Regions from separate parts of the Homo sapiens genome. Here region 2 is linked to region 1. The links are chromatin loops, found by intact Hi-C in ENCODE. Cell type or tissue: HepG2. All regions are shown on one strand. Links, peaks and the distances in the headings refer to the core of each region. The heading gives the core; the rest is flanking DNA. Region 1 overlaps NFIB-AS1 (NFIB antisense RNA 1). Region 2 has its middle 140 kb from the start of LINC00583.

What was found. Hi-C counts contacts between places; a loop is a spot of excess contacts. Peaks named below come from ENCODE experiments on the same cell type or tissue, not always from the same donor. Only the 100,000 strongest peaks of a DNase experiment are listed, where the experiment ranks them.
Region 2: it touches region 1 in a loop (16-fold over the local background); 6 of 110 quality-filtered maps call a loop at or near these places.

Annotation. Positions count from the first base shown.
Region 1 is chr9:14,347,929-14,357,893 of GRCh38, reverse strand. It overlaps NFIB-AS1 (NFIB antisense RNA 1), which reads right to left. Exons shown (of 2, transcript NR_186536.1): 2 at 1-742. It also overlaps a transcript of NFIB not described here. Among named protein-coding and RNA genes, the nearest start is that of NFIB-AS1, 36 kb to the right of the region's middle. RefSeq lists enhancers at 1,613-2,112, 8,593-9,092. In HepG2, for the core only: a CTCF peak has its summit at 4,237 (motif pointing right); DNase peaks (open chromatin) are centred at 4,233 and 5,163; H3K27me3 peaks cover 3,971 bases.
Region 2 is chr9:14,064,077-14,074,041 of GRCh38, reverse strand. It overlaps the pseudogene ATP5PDP3. Among named protein-coding and RNA genes, the nearest start is that of LINC00583, 140 kb to the right of the region's middle. In HepG2, for the core only: CTCF peaks have their summits at 2,363 and 5,156; no DNase peak of the experiment used is centred there.

The DNA.
Region 1 (9,965 bases), core at 604-8,603:
TCTTTTGTGACAGGCTTCTCTTACTTAGCATGATATTTTAAGGTCCATCCTTGTTAACGCATGTATTAATATTTCATTTCTTTCTTCACCAAATAGCATTCCATTACACGTATATCCCACGTTAAGTTTATCCATTCATTGGTTGATGGACGTGTGGATTGCTTTCCCTTTTTGGCTATTATGAAAAGGCTGCTGTGAACATTCATTTACAGGTTTTTACGTGGACATAAGTTTCCATTTCTCTTAAACCAATGGTCTCTTTAGTAAGTGTTCTTATTTTCCACATGATTAAGGAAACTGCTATTTAGGAGTTAACTCAGAAATATCTCATGTAGAATTTCAAACCTCTTGAATATTGGGTCACTACCTCCAACCCTGCTATTTCTTGGTAGGGAGGAGGAGGGTGCTGTCTATCAGGAAAAAGTTGGATCTGACTTGGGGCTCACAGATCACTGCACAGGGGTGACTGAATTCCCTTTGCAGCACCTGAGGCCAGGTCTGGCCCACAACTGGCTCACAGTAATCAGCCCATCACAGTGTTCCTTCAGGGACTCTCCACATATAAAGTATACAGAGTAAGAAAAATAAAACCTTAGTCTCTGACCTGGAAATCAGAGTCATGGGGTTTGGGAAACTTGCAGGAAAGAAGAGGAAAAAAAAAATAGCTTTCCTGATAGAAGCCAATGAAGTTAATTTTCTCCCTTGTGTGACTTGGAGGAGTTCTTTGGTGTGTCCTGCAGACCTGCAATGAAAAAGAAGGCCCTATATTAATTTATACAGCAACTCTTTTCCAAGAAATTCAGAGCATTTCAAACAGTCTTTCACTCATTCCCCTGAGGGATTTTGCACAGTGTGCATAAGAAATTACTTCTTTTAAAATTTACACTCTTCAGTTAGCCAGTACTGAGCAGAAATAGAACTAGAAAAGCAGACCTCCTGACCAAACATTCCGCTATAATATTTTCAGTGAGCTTCTATAAATCAGTGTATATCCTTAAAAACAGGATCTCCCCATAACAGCCCCATGACCACTCACCGGTGACTGACATTCCTTTCAGCAAGAGCAAAAGTTTCCCTTCCAAATTAGAATCCACTGGTATGGCATGCACTATAAAACTGAAGTGTATCATTATTCATAATTAAGTGCTCAGGATCACCCAGACCCTCAGACCATCCAGTTTTACTCTCCAGCTCAGCCCTCCTAACTCACCCCAGCTGAGGACCCCTTAATAATCCTGAAACTGGTGGAGTGCAAGAGAGGAGTCCTGCTCGTAAACCCCAGGCAAAAAACAGGAGACGAAATCAGTCCTGCTCTCACTGTTGTTTCTTGCTCTGTCTCGGTGCTGTTTTTACACGGGGCTGCACTGCCCCTCAGGGCCTTGCTGACCATTCTGGGTAGCATATTCAGCTCCAGCTTCCCAAAGCCCACCAGCATCAGCCACATGCAGGGCTAAACTTAGCCCTCAACCCCAAACACTAGTTCCTCGTGTGGGGCCTTTTCTCAAGATATTCTTATTGTGAAATCCTCAGTATCCATCCCTGGGAAAAGAAAATCTTGGTCCGAGCCACACTAGCTCATGTGGAATCTTGGGAAATAACATCCTGGGGAGTATCTGTGCCTTTCTTTTTCCCACTTCAAGAAAACCTCTGGGATCCATAAGTTCCCTCCTAGTGACTACCAGAGAATGGGAAGTTTTAATCCAGTTAGTGACAAAAAGTGCGTACTAGTGTCTCACGCTGCCCCAGCCTCAGGCATATTTTGTTTGGGACCCCATAATCTTAATATGCACATTATTTAAAACGTGTACTAGTTGTCAGCTAGCACTGGCCACACAGTTTGTGAGGGACCAGTGCAATGCAAAAATGCAAGCCCGTTGTTGAAAGTTTAAGAATTGCAAATTGGCCTTTTTTTTTTTTTTTTATTTGTTTGTTTGTTTGAGGCGGAGTCTCGCTCTGTCACCCAGGCTGCAGTGCAGTGGCGTGATCTCAGCTCACTGCAAGCTCCGCCTCCCGGGTTCATGCCATTCTCCTGCCTCAGCCTCCGGAGTAGCTGGGACTACAGGCACCCGCCACCACGACTGGCTAATTTCTTTGTATTTTTAGTAGAGACAGGGTTTCACCGTGTTAGGCAGGATGGTCTCGAACTCCTGACCTTGTGATCCACCTGCCTCGGCCTCCCAGAGTGTTGGGATTACAGGCGTGAGCCACTGCAGCCGGCCAGGCAAGCAGGGTATTTAAGCCAACGTGGGGCACTTCTAAGTATGGGATCCCGTGTGACTGCAAAGGACACACACCCAGGAAGCCAGCCCTGCTGCCAATATTTAAAAAGCAAAAGATTCTTCAAATAGAGAATCTGGTAACCCTGGGTCTGCATCTCCAAATGGCTGTACATAATGGGCTGGTGCAGAGTATCATCTTGTTGTATTGGTTTGCTGCGCTTGCCATTACAAAATACTGCAGATTGGGTGGCTTAAACAGCAGAAATTTATTTTCTCACAATTCTAGGGGCTCAAGTCTGAGATCAAGTTGTCAGCAGGGTTGGTTTCTTCCGAGGCCTCTTTCTTTGTAGATGGCTACCTACTCCGTCTTCATATGGTCTTCCCTCTATACATGTCTGTGTCCTAATCACTTCTTACAGGGACTCCACCAGTCATACTGGATTAGGGCCCACTTCATAATAACTTAAGTACCCCCTTAAAGGCCCTATCTCCAAATACAGTCACATTCTGAGGTATCAAGGGTGATTTTGGAGTGGCACAGTTCAGCCTGTAACACAGCTTTTCCCTTTGGGGAGGGGTGCAGTGTTCCAAGTCACTGTGCTTACTCCAACCCAAACATGCTCACACACACACAGCATCTCCCCATCCCTGAAGCAGGGGTCGGTTGCTATAGGTCATCTCATTTGTGCTGCTGTTCTTCCTCTGGTTCGCTTCTCTCATTTAGAGAGACCTGCTCCTCCCCTGCCGCACAAGGAATAGTGACAGTGTTCACAACAGGACAAGGGCTACACACTCCCTTCACATCTGTAAAGCTAAGGTTGCTGTTCAAGTGATCCTTCACGGGACAATCCATTTCTACACACACACACACACACACACACACACACACACACAGAGTACCCATTACATAGAGATAACCATTTAAATGCAATGCTGAAGGAAAAAATTGCCATGAGGTATAACTGACTGCTCACCTCAGAAACTAGATTTGGAGATTTTAGGAGAGAAAAACCCTCAGCGACTACATAATTATTCCCCAGGGCTGATCCCACTTAAAAATTCACCTGACTGTACAAGGGATGGCCCTAAATTTCAATGGAAACCCAACCATGTAGCCCCTTAGAGAGACCGTACTCTCAAATTGGTCTTTGTACCTATTTGTAGAAAAATGTTAGCCAGATTATAGCTGAAAACTCTGCTAATTCTGGGGAAGATTTTGGTCTTGTGCCTGGAACTATTGAAGCATATATTCACACCTACCACATGTAACACTTAGTAGCAGAATTTCCAGCACAATACTTTAGTACTTTATTTTTAAAAGAAACAGAGCAGAGACTGAAGCCCTGTTCACTCTGCAGCTTTCTTGCAGGAGGCTCCACAAAAGGTGGTGGTGAGGGAGGTTCTGTGCTCAAAAGAGCTATTTTTTTATTTTTAAAAGGAAAGGAGACACTAAAATCTTTGCTCACAATTAGGGAACTCATGATGCTGAAACATAACATTTGCACCTGCCTGTAGATTGAAAAAATAATGTCAAATTTGCAAGGCTCTGAGAAAATAGGGTGCGGTGTATTAGTGATTTAATCAATCCCAATCAACATTAGAGTTCAGACAACACCTTACAGACATCTTACTGTAACCCCTTTGGTTTTTAGAGAAGGAAGGGGAGGTTGGAACATTTTAAGTGATTTGCCCCAGATCAGCTCTCCACCTAAAATGCAGGTCTTTTCTTTCAGATGAGCGTACTTTCCACTGCACCAGGCTACTTCTAAACAGGCATTGTCCTGTCAGCCTCAATTGCATGCAAAAAAAAAAAAAAAAAAAGACAAAACCCCTCTCGCTCTCCACTAGAGTCTCTATTTGGACTCTAGAACGGACAAAGCAACGGCTATTTCAACTTCAACTCCCTTAGCAAATGGAAGAAAAGGCATCTGACCCGTGGACTCCTCCAGCTGGTCCCCGGGTCTCACCGCCTGCGGGTCTCCACGTCAGCTCGCAGGCATCGGCGGCCAGTCGGACACCAGGGGGCGCAGCAGCCTTTGTCCTGACAGGTATTGAAGAATGAAGCCAGACTGGGCCGTCAAGAAAAATCTGACTTCCCTCCTTTCAGTTTCTCTCATTGGAACCAGCCCACTCCCCAGCCCCCTTCATTCGCCTTAAAGCCATTTTCTGCTTCCTCCTCATGCTCAGATTCTCAGGGTGCAGGGATGCAGCAGTTCAGAGACCCCTCTCCAGGAGCTCCCCCGCTCTGCCAAGGACACCCTAGCAGTGGTCCACCATTTGTTCTCACTTGCAGGCCTCTGAACTCAGGATGTTTTTGGCTATTCTTCCTGAATGAAGAACCCTATAGAACAGGACCAGCTTCCCAGAAGAACTGTCACATCTATCCTCTAATATCCCTCCCCTTTCCACGCACAAAAACAATCACAAATTAAATAACATGTCTGGGAAGCTCACGCGGCCTGGACCTATCCCTCACCACCCTCTGTCTGCCCCTACAGTCTAAGGACAGCCTTTGGTAGTAGCTACCTACCCAAAGGGACAGGCTGCAGCACCTTCACCATACCTCTGCCATTCTCACCAACCCATGGTGCACCCCAAGCAGGATAACTGCCTCCTTGTAACCCCACCAGCTTGCCTCTGTGTGCCCTCCAGCAGAAAGAAATCCACTTGACCCTTGCCAAAGTCTCCTGATTCCAAAGATTCAGTAATAAATGAGCATCCTCTTCTACTTTAAGACATACTCCTAACCCTGCCCCTATAGACACAAACGGACACAATGCAAACCCTCAGATGTCAAAAACGTACTCTTTCACAAAGACTCCTGAAACTCCTCTGTTCCAGAGGGAAAGGCTACAGGGTCCTTCCTATGCAGGCCTTTGAAAAGCAGCTGTATGTTTACATAGAGAGATTCCAAGTTTACACAGTCCTTTCCCTGTCTGTTATTGGAGCCTCTCAACAACGCTGAGAGATAAGCAGTGAAATCTAAAGCTTAGAGGCTTGCCTCAGGACCAGACCTAGTACAGCGTAGAAACAGCACTGAGGGCCCGGGTGACAGAGCATGGAAACACTTGCTTGTCCAATTGCACCAAGGCCTGGAAGAAATGCAGCCACCATAGAAGATCATCAGATTACATACACTGAGGGAGCCTGTGGTCTCAGGAGCCAGGCAGGGGCAGGAGGAACAGTGCAAAAGAAGCGGTGATGTCAATTCTGACCCGACTCTTCTTTTTACCTGTGGCCTCGCTCACTTCTTTATTTCCACGTTCATCTTAGCTAATGTAGAGTACCGGGAAGTGCTGAGCCCGGAGACAGGTAGCCATGGTTTGTTATCTTGGTGGTGAGCCTCCCAACTCCACACTCATAAAATAATGATAACATCTATTATATATACAAATACATCACCAAAAAAAAATGAAAAAATCAGTGTAATTCCAGGAGACGGAGCAGGGTAGGAGACTTTTACTTTCATTTTATGCTGTTTTCTATTATTTGAAGTATCTGGATTTACGCATGTGTTCCTTTTATGATTTTATTTTTAAAATTTTATTGGGGTTAATGATGCTCTTTAGCGTTGCTGCAAAGATGACTTATGTAACATATCTGGCATGGTACGTGGTCTGGTGCACAGTTGATGCTCACTCAACAGTAGTTTATTGTTAGCTATATACTTCCGTCAGAACTGTGGGCAAATGGGACCTCAAATCAAGAGACCCGGGGTCTGTGGCACACTCTGCTCTCAGATCCATGTATGCCTTTTAGTAAGTCAAGTCCCTTGGAATCTATGTAAACATAGTAGCTGCTTTTCAAAGGCCTGCATAGGAAGGAATCTGTGCCTCAGTTTCTTTATCTGTAAAGCAATGAGACACAAGCCACTTGATTTGAAAAATGGTGAGAAGGACAGGACAACATGCTCACCACCCAAAATGCCTGAGATACCTTCTAAAATTCAGTCACAGTCTTTGCAAGGGAGGCTTCTTAAGTTTGAGTTCATCAGACAGAAACTCTTTCTAGGAGAAGTTGTCATCTAGGATAGACAGAAAGGGCTGGAGATAGCTGAATAAGTTCTAAAGCAAGTACAGAAATTAAATCAGGAAACAATGTGTGAACAGTATAGGGCCATCAGCGTAGGATGGGAGGTGAGAAAAGAAGGTTTGAGGTGTTCCTTGAGTGCAGTTGGCACCACGATCATTTCCTGACAGGGGAGATGCCCTTGGTAGGCAGAAGGGGTGTGATTCAAGGTCCAGGCATCCCTGGCCCGGACACAGCCAGCCCTAGCCCAGCTCCCTAGGATGAGAGTTCTGTATGGGGCACAGGGCTGGCGCTGTTGAGACCAGGCCTCCCTAGGCAGATCCAGGAGCAGAGCTGCCCTTTGGACAAATTACTTTCGGCAAAGTCAGAAGGAACCCACTGCCCAAGAGAATTGGGCTAAAGCACCTCTGAAGTTTCTTCCAGCATAAACTTTATCTTAACAACAACCAAAAAAAGTGGGGAGACTGGACCATAGGAGGTGCAGATGCCCAAACATGATCCTCTCCCTGCTTAGCAGCTAGTCTGGGGATACCTATTTTTTATGCACTCCAACTCCTGAAAACCAACTAAAGATTTGTTCCTGGAACACACAGCTGATTCATTTCCTACGCCACTCAGAACGGGAGATTTCCCTCCGAGTCTCCTTTGCCAAAGCTTGGCCTTTGGGGGATAGGAGGCAGGTAGTCTAGTGGGTAGAAAGGTCGCGACTTTCTTTTGCCCCGCGGTCTCCTTCCTATTTAAAGCAGCACCGCCTGTCGAAACAGCTTTGTGCCAATATTTGCAGGCAGGAAGATTTTCTGACATTGTAAGGGGGTTGTTGGAAGCAGATGGGAGGCCCTTTCCCAAGGCCATCGGCAGACCAGAAATTGGTTACACCCGCACCCAGGGAGGAATCCCTAGCCCCCACTCTCACGATCAGCGCCCATAAGGTATCTGCATTTACATTTTAAAAAGAAAGAGGAATTTTTTTTGTATCTCTGAATCATCTGGCAGCGCCTGATATTATACATCTCCCCCTAAAGCCCCTGTTGTCCCTCCCTAAAGAGGAGGTCGTGTTTTCAATTCTTGAGAGATCTGGAATAACGGTATCAGAGCATGCCAACAGCTAGAAGACCCCCAACTTCCCCCCCCACCCCACCCAGGTCTTTCGCCCTATAGGAATTGGGGGCAGCGGGGGTGGCGATTTGCAGCGAGGCAAGGGCAGGTAGCAACAACTCCGACTGATCTCCAGAGGCAAAACCAAACTAAACGTAGTTCCAACCATCATGTTTTAACAAAATCTGCATTCTGTGAAAGTCTGTTTTTTTCTTAGAGAAACGCCCTTCGTTTTTAATTTTGCGTCACTTTCGCAGGCTGCCCTGAATGCCTAACCACTTGTTAAAATGCCTCTGTGCTTTGCTTTTCCGTGTGGTTCTTTTCTGTGCCCGTTTGTATCTCTAATAAGCGGCATTGTTTATTATCCTTGGGTCGGGGCCCCTGGGACTGAACCGAAATAATACAGAGGCACCGAGGCTGAGCGCTGGAAAATACTCCGGGTTTCCCAGGCCCAGGAGGGTCCCCGGGGCCGCCAAACGACCCTCCTGGGGAAAGCCCACCCGTGCGTGCGTGCCTGGTGAAGGGCAAGTTTGCACGAGTTTTTCCAGGCAGGGAGAGATCATGGGCAATCCAAAGCCCAGATGAGTGGGTATAGAAAGGGGCACACGGGGAAGGGAAATGCCACTGTGGACCGGTAATGGGGGTGTGACTTAAGAGCCAATATTGACAGGATGACTTTTTTTAAGGGAGGCGGGGGACTGCCGCGCGGGAAGCGTTCTGAGCCGTCTTTTAGCTCGAAGTCTCAACTCTCATCCCTATGCAAGAAATTGTCACTAATAAATTCTTTTTTCCGCATAGCCCATCAGTCCTCGCTGTTAAAGCGAGTATCCTAAACAAGATGAGGCTAACTTCCCTCCTTCTCCGTAGTTACCTAATATTTGCCCACATTTCGTTTTCAGCTGGGTGCTTTGTGGCCGTAGGGAATGTAAGTGCATGCCCCAGGAAATAAAGTGCCGCTGTTCCCCAGCCACAGATCAAGTCTTTTCTTCCCTTTGGACCCCAAACGAGCCCTGCTTTGGGGCTCTCCAAAATTTCGCTGCTCCCAAAACGGAGTGGGGTTCGCTATCAAAAAGCAGAAACCCGCATGGGAAACATAACGCGGAATGCCTTTGGCGTCTCGGGGAAAATTTCCCGGTTGAACCCAGTCTACGCTTCCACACCCCCTAAATTTAATGTCGGGCGGGCTCCGTTGCAGAGTTTGCCCTAAAGAAGGTTGTTAAATACGTGCCATTCTCGGGACCGTGTGCTCCTCAAATGAGACTTCCAGCCCCAGGGCCCAGCCTGAACTGTCCTTCCCACAGGTTCGCATGCGAGACCAAACCCCCACCCCGCTAGCTTCCAAAAATTCTCCCAACAGGCTACAAAGACTGCTCAAATTGTCCTCGCTAGCTTCGCTCCCCCATTCAGTTAGATTGTTTAAAAATACAGAGATCTGTTTGCTCGCAAGAGCAGAGAGTGATTTCCCTCAAGCAACTCGTGCGAGAGCTTTAGGCAGCCCCTGGGTTGCAGCGAGTCCAAGCGTCGGTGGAGTTTTCCGAATTTCAAGAAGTAGTAAAGTGAATTTCGGTACAGGGAAAAGTGCCGGGTGTTGGAGCGCAAGGTGGGGGCGGGAGCCCAGGAAGCCGCCAGGAGGTTTTTTTGTTTTTAATGTTAGACACGCATGAAGGCGCAAGCTTCGTGGTTTCCGAACTTAGAGAATCGTGCCGAGTTTGGGCCCATCTCCGCAGCCAGGGGCCCAGCACAGAGCACAGGGGGCTGTTTCCAGTTTTCAAAGAGCGAGCAGAGGCGCGGGAGCAGCTCGCTAGGCACTGCCACATGCAGCTGACTGTCCGCTGCTCCCGGCTCTTCCGCCCTCTCTCTTCGCGTGGCACCCCCAGAGCCATCCCACTGCTGCCAGTATTGCGCAGAAGAAGAAGGGTTCCAGGCGGCAGAATCCCCCAACAGGTAGTTTCACCCGGGCGCTGGCCTGGCTTAAATATCAAAGGCTGGGCCGCCTGTGCCGTGCTAAACTGGAGCCGAAGCACTGACACCTAAAGAGTCTAGGAACGAAAGCTGCGTTCTGGGAGTCACTTTAAATAACCTTGTTTTCTCTCCACCCTCCAACTTCTCCCGAAATAGCGTGAGCCCTGCCGTTTGGAACGGCGCTCAGCGAGCCTAAATAAGCTGCTTCAGGCTGTAAACTCACAGCCAATTTGGGGTCTTTTTTTTTTTTCACCCCCGGTAGTTACTACAGAACCCAACTCGGCTTTAGAGCCATAGGTATTTATTTGGGAATTGGAAAATTCCCCTCAAAGCAAAAAAGGAAAAGGGTGCGCTGCAGTTGTATGATATAATTGAATTATGCCTTCCCCTGGCGCACAGTAAGGAAAAGCGGAATGCCAGTAGGTGTGTAGAATGGGCCGCGGCGGCCTCACGCCCCAGAGGGCGCACCACATTTCCTTCCCAGGGTGCAGGGAGAACTTGGGTTGGGCGACTTCGTTCCGCCCCCAGCATAAATGCCCAGGTTAGGGCATCACAAAAACCTAGTCCTGGGTGCTCTGTCGGATCGCTAGCACCAACGTCCCCGCCAAGGACCGCGAGCGCACGTGGTGCGCGGAGACCAGACACCGCGTGCGACGCGAA
Region 2 (9,965 bases), core at 1,389-9,388, 280 kb after region 1:
TTGTGGGTGAATTACTAAGACTCTCGAGACCTCAGTATCTTCATCTATGAAAAGGAAACAATAAGACCCACCTTAAAGTTTGTTGTGGGGAATTAAATGAGATCATATATTATGCCTGGTACAGTCGGACATGGTGGCTCACGCTTGTAATCCCAGCACTTTGGGAGGCCAAGGTGGGCGGATCACCTGAGGTCGGGAGTTTGAGACCAGCCTGACCAACATGGAGAAACCCCATCTCTACTAAAAATAAAAAATTAGCTGGGCATGGTGGCGCATGCCTGTAATCCCAGCTACTCGAGAGGCTGAGGCAGGAGAATCACTTGAACCTGGGAGGCGGAGGTTGTGGTGAGCCAAGATCAGGCCATTGCACTCCAGCCTGGGCAATTAGAGCAAAACTTGGTCTCAAAAAAAAATAAATAAATAAATAAAAGAAAGAAAAAAATTATGCCTGGTACGTAGTAGACCAGAAAGGATGCTAGACATTGTCGTGATCAGTTTTGGATCTCTCTCCTCTTGACCTTTTTATAGATGAATTTATGGGCAGCCCTATAGATTGAGGCCACACTTAGTGCCCCTAAGGTTCTAACTTCCAAGGGGATAAAAACAGACATCAGCTTCTTAAAATTCTCACACTCCTCTCTGATTAGCACCATATTCCAGCCTTCCTTCCTCCAGTGCACCTTCATCAGGCATCACCTCCACATCACACTGCATTAGTTTTCTCTTTCTTTGCGCAACAGGGATAGAGGGATAGAGGACAGGGAGGGTTTCCCCTTTTCTGATTCCCAAGATCACCGTCATTCTCAGTCCCTGCTGAGGGAGGAGGCTTGTCATTTGGGGAGATTTGAAAATCAACCCTAGGGCTTGGCTTGCCAGCCTGGATGTGTGGGCAGCGGCCAATCTGAGAAACAATCTGGATATCACATTGCCCGAGAAAAGGGGATGTCCCTCTGGGAAATAAGCCTGGCTCTGTTTGTATTGGCTTTCAGAGAACTCTTCTGACCTGACATGGTGCTAACTTGGTATTGTGGGAAAGTCCGTCTGACCACTGGCTTCCTGCAGTTGCCTTTTGATTATGCCAAAGGAGGGACCTAAGAAGCAGTGTGCAGATATGGTCTCCAGGGAGAGATGAAATCCCAACTTCTGTCAGCACGAGCACCCACCTCCCCTTGTTTGCATGAGAGAAGAGGAGACCAGGGAAGAATTTAACCCAATCTTGGGAATGTTGCACGCTCGAACTAAAAGTTAGGTTTTTCACTTCTTGGCTTAACCTAAAATGTAGGCGCTGGCCCTCCAGTTGGCTGCCATGGGACAAAGGTTGTTTTTCTGGCTAGGGCCAAAAAGAGTGGAATCTCAGCACAGAGTAAAATTTAACTTTGGATTTTTTGTTTGTTTGTTTGTTTTTCCTCTTATTACACCTTTGACCCCAAACCACACTCCTCCTTCCCTCTCTGCCTCTTTTTCTCACCAACTTCCTGATCAGTCTTCTCAAGTTGCAGCCATGAAACTAGAAATCTATTCCCTGCCTTTGACTTATTGGCATTCCCATGATTATTGGTTAATCTTACAAGAATTAAATGAGTTTTCCTTGGCAGGAACAGAGAGGAGGAGCAGGTTTTAGGAGGGAAAAAGCAAAGTTTATAGTGTTAAATTACCTTGGCCTTATCTGATCGCTTTGAACACTCACTCCCCTCTTCACTCTCCTCTCCCCTTCCCTCCCTAGTGCTTGATAGGATGCAAATTCTGGTTCTCCAGAGTATCCCAGCTGATCTCTCCCTCTGCCTGGTTCCTCACTCACTGGTTAACACATTGAAGTATGAATGACACTAGTCACTAATCTCTTGGCCCCATCCTTTCCACTGTCCCCGAGGTGTTTTCTTGGGCTGACTTCATTTAATTTCAGGATCAGATAATGACACTCTGTAGAAGGTAAGAGTTAAGGACTGGCAATATGGCATAGAAAGACATGAGTTACAGAGCCAGATAGATTTGGGCTCGTTCTAGCCTTTTGGGCAAGTTAACCACTCTGAGCGCTGATATCCCCATTAATAGAGATAATATACCTTTGCAAAAATATATATAAAGCATCTAGCTTGGTGCCACATAGCGGATACTTAGATACTTAATTATCAATGTGATCATTATTACTGGGCTGCTCTGTCTCCTCCTGAGTGCAGTTTTGGGTGGGAGATGATTGTTAAGGAAGGCTACAATATTGGGAGGTATTATTACCACAGCTGCCTTGACCTCCCCATTCGTTTTGTGTCCTGAGGCTCCCTCTGAGGAAATCCGGCAGCCCAAGAAGTTGATGAGGGAGAAGCCAGCAGAGGGAATGTGCTGCTTGGCTTGGAGCCACCACCAGGTGGTGACTGGCTTGGTCACCCAGGGACATATGGGTTTTATTCACCCGAGGAGGCCAGAGGCACAGTGGTCCGAGGCTCTTGGATAATGAGCAAAATTAGCTACTCTCTGCTGATGTTGGGGACTCTCTTTCTGAGGGGTTCCCAGCTTCTCTGGTGACCCCCACTTCCACAGGCCGCCATTTTCTTTCTATGCCAGTGATTCTCAATACTGGCTTCGCATTAGAATCTCATAAAGGAGTGGGCCTGGCTAATGGTAACAGCTCCCCAGGTGAATCAAATGTGCAGAGTTGAGAATCACTGTTTGAGACCCAGCCTGAGCTTTTTGGAGCTTCTCCTGCAGAGGCAAACTTAGGTTTTTGGTTGTGCTGTTCTCCCCCGGATGGATCCCAAATGATTACTGAAGCTTAATGTAAGTATTTATGTTGCTTAACTTGTGGCATCCTTTAAAACCACGTATTGATTTACTTTTAAAGGTAGACACTCCTTATTCCAACAAGCACAGCCTAATATGGTATGGTCATATTGCTCAGGTAGTATATTTCTTGCTTCCAATTTAAGAAAAAGGAAGAAGAAAGTCATTAAGTTCTTTTCTGGAAAAACAGCAGAGAATAATCTAGAGTATTAAATATATCTTGATGAGGGGAAGTTGAGGAAACCTTCCTAGATGACTCTTCTATTTCTCTGAACTGGTCAGTTAGCCCCGACACAAAGCCTTACACATGATTGTCTCCCGTGAGGCCTCCATTGTCTAAGCTGCTCTTTGTGAAAAAGCAGATGCTCTCCAATCCACACACCTGTGACCAGAAGCCTGAACACTAATGGTTGACCAAGTTCCTACTCTCGTTGCAAAGATGAAGCTGTGACATCCCCCAATTTTTGGGAAGCTCTATTTTACTCTGAAGAACTAATGTGAAAGTTACTGTAGGCACAATAAGTATAAAGAAAAACTGAACTCGATAACACTGTTGATAGCTTGATAACACTGTTGAAGCTTACCTGGAAGGATTGGGTCATCCATTAGTGTAAAATACTGAATTTCTATCACATGGAAGACTGATGTAACTTAGGCTCAAGGAAACACAAGTTGGACTAAGGGTTAGAAGTTACAGTAAGACACATTTCCACCGAGTATTCAGGAGACCCTTTTGCTGGCTGAAGTTGGAATGAATGAGATCACACCATAGCATCTGTTCAGCAATCAGTGCTCGAAGGTCAGAATGGTGAGTGCCAAAAGGGGAGCACCTGGATTACTGGTTATACCCGAGACATTCACCTGGCCAATCAAAAGTTAGTTTGATTGAGTGTTCTACGTGTATGCTTATTTCCAAACATCATCACATTGGGCGTGCATGGTGGCTTACACCTGTAACCTCAGCACTTTGGGAGGCTAAGGAGGGCAGATCACTTGATCCCAGGGGTTCGAGACCAGCCTGGCCAACATAGCAAAACTCTCTCTCTACTAAAAATACAAAAATTAGTCGGGCATGGTGGCACATGCCTGTAATCCCAGCTACTTGGGAGGCTGAGGCATGAGAATCGATTGAACCCAGGAGGCAGAGGTTGCAGTGAGCTGAGATCACGCCATTGCACTCCATCCTGGGCAACAGAGCAAGACTCTGTTTAAAAAAAAATCATATTGTACTCAATAAATATATATAATTTTTATATATTACAAAAATTTATTCAAGCATTCTATCTTCATGGTTCAATATATATCAGAAACTTGCAAAGTTTTAGAGATTCATATATGAATAAATTATGGTACTTAGCTCACAGACACACTTAAGCGAAAGAAGTAGCAATACAGTATCAAATAGAGACCTAAAAAAAGTGAAAAGGGGAAAGGGCAATACATTCTCTTGGGGCAATTCAGTTTGGGCAATGCGGAGGTAAAGTAGGGCATCAGGCCTGAAGGAAGCTTCTAGAAGGAGTTGGCATTTGAGCTAGGCCTTTAAGAACAGATAATATTTTGCCATGTGGGGACAAGGAAGGGCATTTTAGTTGGTGGTAAAAAGTGATGCACAGCATTGGAGTGTGGAAGCGTCCTTATGTTCAGAGAAGAATGTGTTGTGTGTTGACTTCTCTAGTAAACACAAGAGGTACATGAAGGCAGTCGGGGGAGGGGGAAGATATCTAGCAAGCTTTAAACTCCAACCAAGGTATATAAATGCATCTTATTGGATTTTTTCTACATAAGTATTTTTATTTTTAATGTCCAGAATGTGTAATATAAGGGCCAGAACTTCCTCCTGGACTCAACTTTATAAATTCTCGATTGGTTGGTGAGGCCAATAGGGATACTTTCTCTTGTCTCATTTGGTTTCTGGGAAAGCTTCATTCAGGTCCTCAGTGGTCGTCTGATCAAATGGAATTAAGTTCCTCATCTTCTCCAGCTGTTTCTCATATTGTCCAATCCTGGCCTTTGAGAGAGACATCCACTCAGCACAAGTTTTCACATCTTCTTTTTCTTCAGCATCCACTTGGGCAGTGTATTTATCCTCTGGTACAGGAAACTTCAGGGCATTAAACTTCTTCTCAAAGTCATCCACCAAGCCTGCCTTGGCCACACTGGCCTTGTAGTAAGTCCAGTCAATAGATGGTTTATTCTCAGGTAAAATAGCCAGTCTGGAGGTAAGAATCTCATTCCAGGATGTCAGGGAATTAGCAATGGCCTTTTGGTTTCGGGATATGCTCTCCCAAGAAGTTACCCAGTCAATGATTTTTAGAGCAAGTTTTTGCCCAGCCATCTTGGGATCCTTCACCGACCCCAGCGGCCCATAGTCCACAGCAGCACCTAGCGGCTCTTACTGGATTTTTTAGGGCAGCTGTGGCTATGTATTAAAATTTGGACTTTATGCTTCAGGAATGGGGAACAATCACAGGTTTTGGAGAGTAGAGGAAGCCATAATCTAGAAAAATAATGGAATTGCTTGGTATAGGGCACCACCAAAGCTTAACTGTCTCTGTGATAGTGATTTCTCCCTCTGCACTTTTCCCCATAGTGAATTTCCCCAGGCCCATTGTTTTCCAACTTAGAGTCTTTAGATTCCTTGCAGATTCATGAAGATGGAAATAAGGGATTCATGAAGTATTTTCAACATTGCAATAAGCTGAAATAAATTATGCACTTGACTATCACTATCACAGAGATAGTTAAGCTTTGGTGGTGCCCTCTATGAAGCAATTCCATTATTTTTCTAGATTATGGCTTCCTCTACTTTCCCTGTGCTTATTCCCCATTCCTGAAGCACAAAGTTCAAATTTTAATATATGGCCACAACTGCCCTAAAAAACCCCAATAAGATGCATGTATTTACTTTGGTTGGAGTTTAAAGCTTTGCAGGCTGTCTTCCAACCCACTGTTCGCATATACCTCATGCATCCACTGGAGAAGTCAACACACAACACATGTTCTTCTCAGAACACAAGGACGTTTCCACACTCCAATGCTGTGCATCACTTTTTACCACCACTTAAAAGGTTAGCACCAACCTTTTCATCGAAGCAAAAGGACCCTTTCTTTAGTTACAACTCTTCAGTAAGGGCCCCTAGCCACTAACTTTGGGAAGGTCTTCCTCTTAGAGAGCTTACATGGTATAGGATTTATTGGTATGGGCTTTAGAGGCAGACAGGCTTGAGTTTGAATATTGGCTGCCACTTATGAGCTATATGATGTTGGACAACTTATTTAATCTCTGTAAGCCTCACTTTCTGTGGTTAACTCACAGGATATATTGTATATCTGTTGTGTCTGTCAGTATAGTCTTAACTCATAGAATATATTGTATATCTGTCAATTACACACTTTATAATCTGTCTTATTATGTAAGTATAGAGTGTTGCCTGCCTATAGAAATTAAAAATGCCGCTAGGTAAATCACAATCTTTTATGTGTCCATCAGCATCATTGGCCACTATTGGTCCTTCCTATTTGGGGTCTCCACTGAAGGTCTTTGAGGCAGGCTGCTTCTGGCATTTAGATGACCACACTCTTGGCTCTCCAGTTTGCTGCTGTGTCTGCTGATAACTGTATCTGAGTGCCTCTGAGCTCCCCAGTGATCTTCCCAGTGCCTTGCTGAGCAGATATCCTGAGGGTGGCTGCTTGCCTCCGTCTTGCAGAGGCCAGAGGGAAACATTCGCAATGCCATTTTCTACCCAGCTCATTAGTCAACTTCAGGACTTCAAAAGGCATGCTCTGTTTGACTCTGCTGTTCTCTATACCTGACACGTATACAAATGTGTTCAATGCACACTTCCTATGCTTCGTCATGGCTTTGGAAGCCCTACTTGAGACTCAGTGGTTTTATGCTTTTTAGTCTACATTGCCTAAGAGAACTGATACAGAGGCTAAGCAAAGGGGTGGTAAATATGGATGTCATTTAATACTACAGTCATATGGCAAGTCTGAAAATGGTCTTGTCAAAGTTAGTGGTGTGGCCTAAATGGCCACATAAGTCTGTCTTGAAAACGATTTGAATTTTCTCTTTCTTTTATTCAGTTGAGTCCTAGGAATATAGACACATGGACAACACGTATCCAGCACTGTTCATTGTATGGTGCTGGGTAAACATACAATGATTCTCTTTGGATAGCTGCCCATGTACTTTACTGTTCATGTGCACTTTCCAACATTTCAGTGCTGGAAAAACATAAAAAAGTCAGGAAGTCTCACCTGAACAAGCTTTCTTGGGCAGATTTTTGGCAGGTAATGCTTCCTGTTACATAGGAAATGCTTTTAAGCTTAGCTTCATTTATAGTACTTCGGTTTGCCTACGAAGCTATGAATTCTGTTTGGTTGCTAGTAACAAATCTTAGAAAGCAAAACAAACAACAGCCACAATGACAAAATGGTGGCTTGAAGACATTAGGGGTTTATTTTTGTCTCATGTAAAACACATTTGGAGATGGGCACTCAGGCTGAGGCCGTGAAAGACTTAAGGCCTTTCTAGCTTTGTGCTCCTCCATTTGTACAACTTTTTTTTTTTTTTCGTGACAGGGTCTTGCGCTGTTGTTCAAGCTGGAGTGCAGTGGCACAATCAGATCTCCCTGGCTCAAGTTCAAGTGACCCTCCCACCTCAGCCTCCCAAGTAGCTGGGACTACAGGCTTGTGCCACCATACCCCACTAATTTTTGCCTTTCTTTTAGAGACAGGGTTTCATCATGTTGCCTAGGCTGGTCTTGAACTCCTGGGTTCAAGTGATCCACCTGCCTTGTCCTCCCAAAGTGCTGGGATTACAGGTGTGAGCCACCACGCCCAGCCCTAGGGCATAACTCCTATCCTCCTGCTCTCAAGGTGACTGCTGGTATGCCAGCAATCATGTCCATGTTCACACAGGAAAAACTGGGTGAGTAAAAGGCAAAAATAAATGTGCCAATTTTTGTTTTAAGAGATATTTCGGGAGTCCTTCTCTCATTTATACTCCTATCACATTACTCATAATACGGTCACGTGACATCCCCCAACTGCAAGGGAGGTTGGATACATATTTGGATAAGCCCATTTCCTCCTTTAGTAAAACTGATGTTTGTTCACAAGGAGAGAATGGCCATTGGGTAAGCAAGTAGCAGCCCCTGGCACATCTACCTTTAATCCTAGCTAGACATTTTACTTATCTTGGTTAAAAAGTCTTAAGGGGAACCTTAAGACTTAACCTTCTAACCATAAGCAGATTTGAAATACTTTTCTAATAATGAAGAGCTAATTAATTATTTCCAAATCTACAACACTATATTTGAGAAGACTTCCCTTATTTGGTTTTCACTATCTCCTAAGCACTTGGAATCTTAAACCTATGGGGTCTCTTGTATTAATTTGTTCTCTTGTACATGTTCAGTGAAAGCTTCGTGATGTTTTGATCTTATTTTAGGCAAGAAGGACATTTGGATGGAAGATAACATGGAAACTCTAGGCTCCAAGCACCATGCGTACAATTGTTTTATTGCTTTCTTATAATGGTTGCAATGAGTTAGGTAGTAGGAAGGAAACAAATAATACAACCTGTGACAAAAACTCCAGGGTGGTATAGTGCAGGGTTTTTCAATTCTCTTTAGTGGTAAAATTGTGTCTTCAAATGAAATTATACTGAGGACATTTAACTATACAAAAGAGATAAAAAGCTGACTTTCTCTAGTTGAAGTAAGACTGGAGGGACCCCGCCACTCTTTTCACCCACTCCCTATCTCCTTCATGATCCTTGGGGTGCAAGACCACAGAGAGAAAATCTGAAAATCATCATTTCATTAGGTATTTGTCTTAGCTCTGCCATTAGCTGGCTTTGTGACCGTGGACAAATTACTTGCCTTCTCTGGCCCCCAGGTTTGTGATGTAAAATACAGAAGGGTTGAGTCAGTTGATCCTGAAAAGTCCATCTAGCCCATGTTTCTAGGATTTTCCTGGCTACCAGTGTGTATATAGTCAGCTTCTAGTGATGAGTGTTATCTGTGCTTTTCTCATCAAATTGGCTGGAGGCAAAAGAAAAAAAATCCATCCATTAGTATTGACTAGCAAGAAAAATGGGAAATAAGGATGCTTTTCTCTTAAATATTTTCCTGCTCATAGGAAAAAAAAAAAAAAACTGAAGGAAAGTTGGAGTGAAATTCAAATCCCACTGCAGCATTTATCACAATGATCTAGATCTATAGAAAGAAGCCAAGGCTAGTGAAAACCGTCGATTTCAGAACATCTATTATGTGCAAAATACAATAATAGTTCTTTCATATTTTATTTTATTTCATTTAAATTACACAAGACTAATCAGAGGTGATACTATTTCTTTTATTATACAGGAACCTGGACCAGATTTATTCTGGATTAGAACTTATATCTTCTTTCATTAATGTTTCCATTGAATGAGTTGCACCTGGGCCTAGCTACTATTCTAAGCTCAGAATCCCAAACCTAATAAGGCTGCGGGTCTGTCCTAAGGAGCTTTAGTAACTTCTGCCCTTTAAGTCCAGTGTGTTTTCCTTGATACTGTAGATCTCAATCTTTGTCTCAACTTTTGTTATACGTTGAAATTAATGGGGGGGTTGATTAAAATTCCAGTGTTTCTGTCCCCCTCCCACTCTACACTACTTCATTTCGGCAGGATCTGGAGTGGATTCCAGGCATCTGCAGTTTAAACTCACCGCTCATAGCTCTGTCACCTGGCAAAGTTAGGAAACTACAGCTTTATCCTGATCAGGGTTATTGATGTGAACTTCTGCCTTCATAGCCAGATGGTGGGCCCTCATTGGTTGAGCACTGGGCCTCTTTTATTTTTTGTATACTTGGCGTATTGTAGGCACTTTCAAAAATTTTGCAGACTAGAAGAAAAAGAAGAGGAGGAGGAGGAGAGAAGAAAACTTGTATAGCACTGAATTCACCCACACCACTGAAAAATAGACTCTGTAACAGGACACACAAAAAGAGAGGGGTTATGGGCATTTCAGGGTTTTGATGAGATGGCCAAGACGCAGCTCCTGTCTCCTCCCACCCCCATTCATTCTTCTTATGCTGATTTATTTTGTCTAAGAATTTAACACCTGCTTGTTCTGTCCTGCTCACCAAATCCACTACTACTAGTATAAGCTGCTCTAGAGCCAGAATCTGGTCTACTGTTG